2 separate regions of the Mus musculus genome follow, and region 1 is linked to region 2. The links are chromatin loops, found by intact Hi-C in ENCODE. Cell type or tissue: left cerebral cortex. All regions are shown on one strand. Each heading gives the region's core, and the rest is flanking DNA. Links, peaks and the distances in the headings are about the cores only.

Region 1 (2,916 bases), core at 243-2,742, 72 kb before region 2:
CCTGTGCAGAAGATTTGGCAGGTGTGGCAAGTCTCAAGTCGTTAGTCTATCCTGAGGGTTTCAGGGATACTCTACATTGAGTCACATCCATGGCTCAACAAGGCTTCAACCCAGACTTTCACAACAAATGCAGCCACTTCCCCAAGCACTACACTTTCTCTCAACCAAGAAGAAACTTCTAACATTTATCCTTTCCTTACATGAGTTTCTGGTCTCTCTTTCAACTCAATCAAGTGGTTTGACAGATTAAGCTAACAGAGAAAATCAGCTGCTGGTCGTAATGGAGCAGGGCTGAGTTCACTTCTGGTGGTGCACAGAACCTTCCTGTGGATTGAGGGGAAGGGAATGTCCTTCAATTTAAAGATAATGAAAACTGTATTAGTACAATGCAAAGACATTTGCAACTGGGCATCTTTTTATATTTGATTTCTTCCACTTCCTGTATGAACATGGGTTACAAAATTCTTAGATTTTGTAGGGTTTCTTACTCATTCCATATTCTGCCCCTCAAGATGTGACTTGGTTACAAAGACAACTTTGGGCATCTCTGCCTTTTTGCTGGGGGGTGGTACTGTGGCCTTGGTTTTCAAACATCTGTCAATATAACCTGCTTGGGGAGAAAAGATGAAGTAGAAGTCTCTATTACTTTAGTTTTCCTCTGTGTGCACACATATCATGTTGTACTTCGAAATGTGTTGAAAGGGCTTGTTTTCCAGAAGCAACAGTTTGCCAAGCAGAAAAAGAATGAACTAGGGAGACTTAAGGAGGAGGTGATTGTAATGTAGGTGTATTTCTATTGGCCCACACGTTAGGCCAGGTATGTGCTACACTATTGTTCAAGCAAGGATGGATGAGAAGAAAAGGGGGAAAGGTGGATAGTGAAGAGAGATAGTGGCTGAGATGTAAACAGGGTCTTTGAATTCAAGATGTCCTATTGGGCAGAAGAGACTGTAGGAGAGAGCACACTTGCTGCCTTTAGTCCCGCTCCACACTGGTAGTAAGTGGGCTTTGACTCAGAGAAAGCTAACCCTGTGCTGTGTAGGAATCTCACTCTCAAAAAAACCTGTCTTAACAAATGTACAGACACACTGTGGAAGTTCTCAAACATTCATGGGAGAAAATATAGAAAAGAGAAGATTTTTTAAAAAGTGAAGAAAACACAGTGGTGTCAGAAATAATGGGAAGGTACAAAGCCATTGTTTTTTTGGTTGTCCCAAAGTGATGTATTTTTAACTTGTGTGTATGCTTTCTCAATAAGACACTACCGTTTATGTATTTACATTACCATATTTGAGGTTCGCTATGCTTTGCAAATGGGTGTGATCCTTGGGCTGCTGCCAACCTGAGTAATAGAAACACAACCTCTCCTGAAGGTTATTTGTTCAACTTGTTCAACAGGAAGGCTGACTCCTGTAAATCAGTCCAAAAACCTCCTAGAAAGCTCTCGGTGTGAATTCCTAAACCACTCTATTCTCCCACGTCTATAAGAAGCATATGGATGAGCTTGTTCTGCGTGGATTATAAGTGCCATTGTGTTGAATTTCATTTACCTTAATGGTCTATGTTCTGTTTTTAAACAACTTTGAACACTGGATCTTCTGAGATCAGACTGCATGTTCTAGATCTGGTCTAGAGGGTTGGAGAAAATTTCCCTGAGGCACAAGCAACAAGAATAATAGAACCTCAGACTCCTACCTGGTGATTCCAGTCTTCGCTGTTTATTAAAGTCCATAATATAAGTGTGGTTATGGGTTTTGTGGGCTGTTTTGTTCATCTGTTGGGGATAGGAGGCTAGCATGTACTGTTTCCTTTATATCTATCCGACATTTTGCTGGATGCTTACAAATACCATGAATCATTTGCTCAGCTCTTGACATGCGCTCCATTCTGTTTGTTGATTTGTTTCCTAACATTAGTGGAGCCTTTAGAAACTTGGCCCCTTGGCCCCTTGCTCACAGCATTTGGTCTGAGAATCCAGTGACCTCCCAAGCAGCAACAGCAGTGCATATGGCTGGTAGGATCCCCTATGCTTGTCTGAGCACATGCCTCTCCTCTCTAACTTCTGTTCTCCTGGCCTACTTGGTCTTTTGCATACAAGTCTCCCTAACACGGTATCATTCTGCTACTTTCTCCTTGACTGCAAGTCTCTGTCAGCCACGTTATTCTGAATTTTCCCAGGCAGGATACTTCTACTCATAGAACTGTATGATAGTCGATTCAACAAGAAGGCCAGGCATTAAAAGTTCAGGTGTTAAAATTTGGTCAGGCAACGGAGTATGCGAGTAGAATAGAGACACCATTCTTCGTATAGCTTGTTGCACGTGTGGTTCCAACCACTTAAAAACATCCACAGTCTGAAAGGTTGACCAGTGACTTGCTCTGTATAATACTGAATGAGGTTTTGGGTTTTTAGTGTGTTTGTTTGTTTGTTTTTAATGCAGAGCTTCTCTGTGTAGCCCTGGATGCCCTATAGACGAGGCTCCAACTCTAAGACCCACCTACCTCTGCCTCCTGAATACTGTCATTAAAGGACATGTACCACCATGACCTACCAAGTATTGGTCTTAATGCTACCATTTTCTATAGGGATAAACATTACCAAGTCATTCCATTTGGTTTCTTGGCTTGCTGTACACAGTGAGACTTGTTAGGCCTGTTCTTGTATCTTATGGTCATTTAACATGGTAAAACAGAAACATCTTTAAATTTCAAATTACCATACCCAAGGAAACTTCTCTTATTGCCTTTATGCTCTGAAATAAGGCCGAGCCCCTTCTTGTGATTTTTGAGGGTGATGTTGGGCATGTGGGGAGGAGATCTTGTTGGAATAGGCCCCACTCACAGTCTCACAGTGAGGGCTGTGATTAGGATTGTAGTCACACTAAGTTGGGAATCTGGCAAGGAATTCAAAGTTAA
Region 2 (2,916 bases), core at 143-2,642:
AGTGTGACTTCTTCAGAGTATAGCATATATTTTCTTTTTTTATGGGTAGCCCACCAGAGATGATCACTCAAACACAGTTTATTGAAGGTCTTCATTGTAGCCAACTAGGACTACATCCAAGTGTTCCTGGAACTAGGTACAGCCTGTGGTGTCTAGAGCACAGGGTTTTTGAAGGGAAAAACCACATCTGGCATCTCATTGGCAGCTGTAGGGAACTTTGCAGAAGCAAGTAGTTTAACAGAAGCAAAGGTAAGGGGTTAGCTGGAAGGAGTTTCTACATAAACAGGCAGTTTAACAGACACTAGATAAGTTAGCTAGACTATCCTGACCTTGAGTTCCTAGGATAGAGTCTGGTAATTTTCCGTAGGATTAACAATCAAGGAGGTCAAATTCTAGTTCAACCTAAATGGCCTCAGCAAGAATACACGAGGGAGGGGCCTCTGCACTTTCCTGCCTTGTCACTAGAGGATTTTTTTTTATCTGAAAGAATTCATATTAGAAAATGTAGGAATATATATATTATCATGACTGAGAATCCCTTTACACTGGATGAATAATTAGCAATCTAAAGCTAATTGTTTTTCCCCCCAAAGCTCAGATTTGGTAGCTAGCTATAGCCATTGAAGGGACATAAGTCCTCTGGATAAAGATCAGTATGGGAAATGTGATGTTGTCTTTTTTTTTTAAGAATTATGTCTAAATCAAGCTTGCTTAGTTATACAGGAGTCTAATCCCTGCCACTTAGGAAGTTGAGACATTAGGGTAACAAACAGGTTTGAGGCCTGGGTTGCAGAGTGAGTTCAAGACTAGCTTGGCCAAGTTACTGGGAAGCCGGGCTGGAGAAACAGCAGTAATGGGGATGCTTGCCTAGATTCAGTCTCCAATATCAAACAGAAGCAGGAAATAATTTAAAATGTGTATATCTATATATTAATTCCAATTATACTGAATTTGAAGGGCAGTGTGCTTATTTCTTATAATTTAAGATTCAAAGTTCAGAAATTCAGGTCAAGGTTTTGTTTTGTTTCTTTGTTTTTGGGGTTTTTTGTTGTTGTTGTGTTGTTGTTTTTTGTAAGTTTGTGTAGCAAGTGCAAATGAAAGAAATATAGAAATATGGCAACTGGTATGGTTTTAAAACCAAACCACAGGAGAAAGATAACAACTTTCTTCCAAAGACATGGCTTTGTAGTTACCAAAAAGAAAAAGAAAGAGAAAGAAAAAAGGCCTATCTACAATTCTTAGAAAATAGTCATGTCAAAGATTAGTAAAATCTGTATGTGATAGAATTATTTCCAAGCTTTGTACAAATACTTGATCCTTAAGAGAGAAGAAGCAGAATTTTGATTCTCAAATTCTTGAAAAATTTTCCAACTCAGTGGTATTTTCAGAAGCCAGCCCATGTAGATCAAACAGGCTGTGTATGCTATTTTGGGCTGAGTGAGAATTGTCAACGATTTTTTTCCCCAGTGCTCTGGAATTTAAGTTACTGGGCATTACACCTTGTGAAAGTGAGACTGAAGTTCCAAGCCTGAGAAATGCTCATGGGTGGCTTCGAACAGCTGCTTCCTGCAAGTCGTCTTAGTATTGAAACATGAGTAGCTTCTTCATGAAGCTGAGACAGGAGCATGAGGTTTCAGTGTGCACCCCTGCACATCTGTGGGCACCAGCAACACAAGAATAGCCTGATCCCGGAAGGAAGGCATGGGGAGTTGGAAGTGGCTCCATCTCTTCTCTCATGTTTACATAGTGACTTCCGATTGTGCTTGCCGGTGGAATGAGCAGTGTGTGTCTGTGTATGCACATTTCTGTGCCCGTGTCTGTGTCTACATGTATGATTTCTTTCAGAAGTGGAGAATTTTGCCATGCAGCTTTCCCTCTGACGAAACATGTTTCTTACCATTGCCTCACTGGAGATCTGGAATAACATGATTGGCCTGATTTTGAGCAATGCAGCCAAATCTCCAAGAAAGTTCTTTAGAGCCAGGCTCAAGCTTACAGTCCCTAGAGCCTCAGGGCATTTACATCTAGCAAAGTCTATAATGTCCAGCTTTTGTAGTAAAACCAAGCCTCTCTGTTTAGAGCTGTTTTTGCTTTAAAGCTTTGCAATGATTATGAGTCATTCAAATCGAGTCAAATGGAGGTGTTTTCTAATTCTGGCCAGTGGATACTGATAGCATTTGAAATGTAAATAAAGAAAATATTTAATTCAAAACAAAAACAAAAAAAAGACTTAAGTAAAAATAACAACTCCTATTGCCCTTTGGAGCTCTGATGCCTTGTCTACCTTCTGTACTTACTTTATCATGAAGGGCTTAAAATAAAGAGGTTTTCAAGAATTATTACACATGTACACATACACACTTCCCATGTGAACCTGTCCTTCATCCCTTTCTCCTCCTCAGCTTGAAGAGAATGTGTAATATGGGGAATATCTACAGGCCTCTCAGATCTCTTTCAGCATAAGCAGGGCAACCTATGTGGTAGTTAATGACGGGCAGTATGAGTCCATATCTTTTAGTGAGCCAGCCAAAGCCACAGAAAGTTCTGCTTGATTCTTAACCTATCAACACAGCAGCCGTTCCTATTTTTAAGCTCTCAGATGTCTTCATGTGGTGAGGCCAAGTCTTTCAATAGCTTGTCTGCTATGGGAAAAGCTGCTGACAATCATTTTACTGATGTTAAAAGGAAAATCAAATATTGAGGCCAGCATAAAATATATGTGGGTATAATTGAGCCTGTGGAAACCCAAGTCAAAGAATTCCAACATCCAGGGCCTTCTCGGGACAAAGGTTAATGGGATGGACAAGACTTGCCTTTAGATTGTGTTTTCAGTACGGTGTTTAATTTCCAGATATGCTCTACCCTTTTATAATTAATAGTGCGTTGTGCTGTCTATCATGCGCCCCAGGTGTGTTG

The links. Peaks named below come from ENCODE experiments on the same cell type or tissue, not always from the same donor. Only the 100,000 strongest peaks of a DNase experiment are listed, where the experiment ranks them.
Region 1: it touches region 2 in a loop (2.3-fold over the local background); 3 of 42 quality-filtered maps call a loop at or near these places.

What each region holds. Positions count from the first base shown.
Region 1 is chr1:22,798,914-22,801,829 of GRCm38, reverse strand. All of the region lies in intron 1 of Rims1 (regulating synaptic membrane exocytosis 1), which reads left to right. Among named protein-coding and RNA genes, the nearest start is that of Rims1, 5.8 kb to the left of the region's middle. In left cerebral cortex, for the core only: no CTCF peak of the experiment used is centred there; DNase peaks (open chromatin) are centred at 1,029 and 1,431.
Region 2 is chr1:22,727,003-22,729,918 of GRCm38, reverse strand. It overlaps Rims1 (regulating synaptic membrane exocytosis 1), which reads left to right. Exons shown (of 35, transcript NM_183018.4): 2 at 2,909-2,916. Among named protein-coding and RNA genes, the nearest start is that of Rims1, 78 kb to the left of the region's middle. In left cerebral cortex, for the core only: no CTCF peak of the experiment used is centred there; a DNase peak (open chromatin) is centred at 1,496; H3K27ac peaks cover 2,147 bases.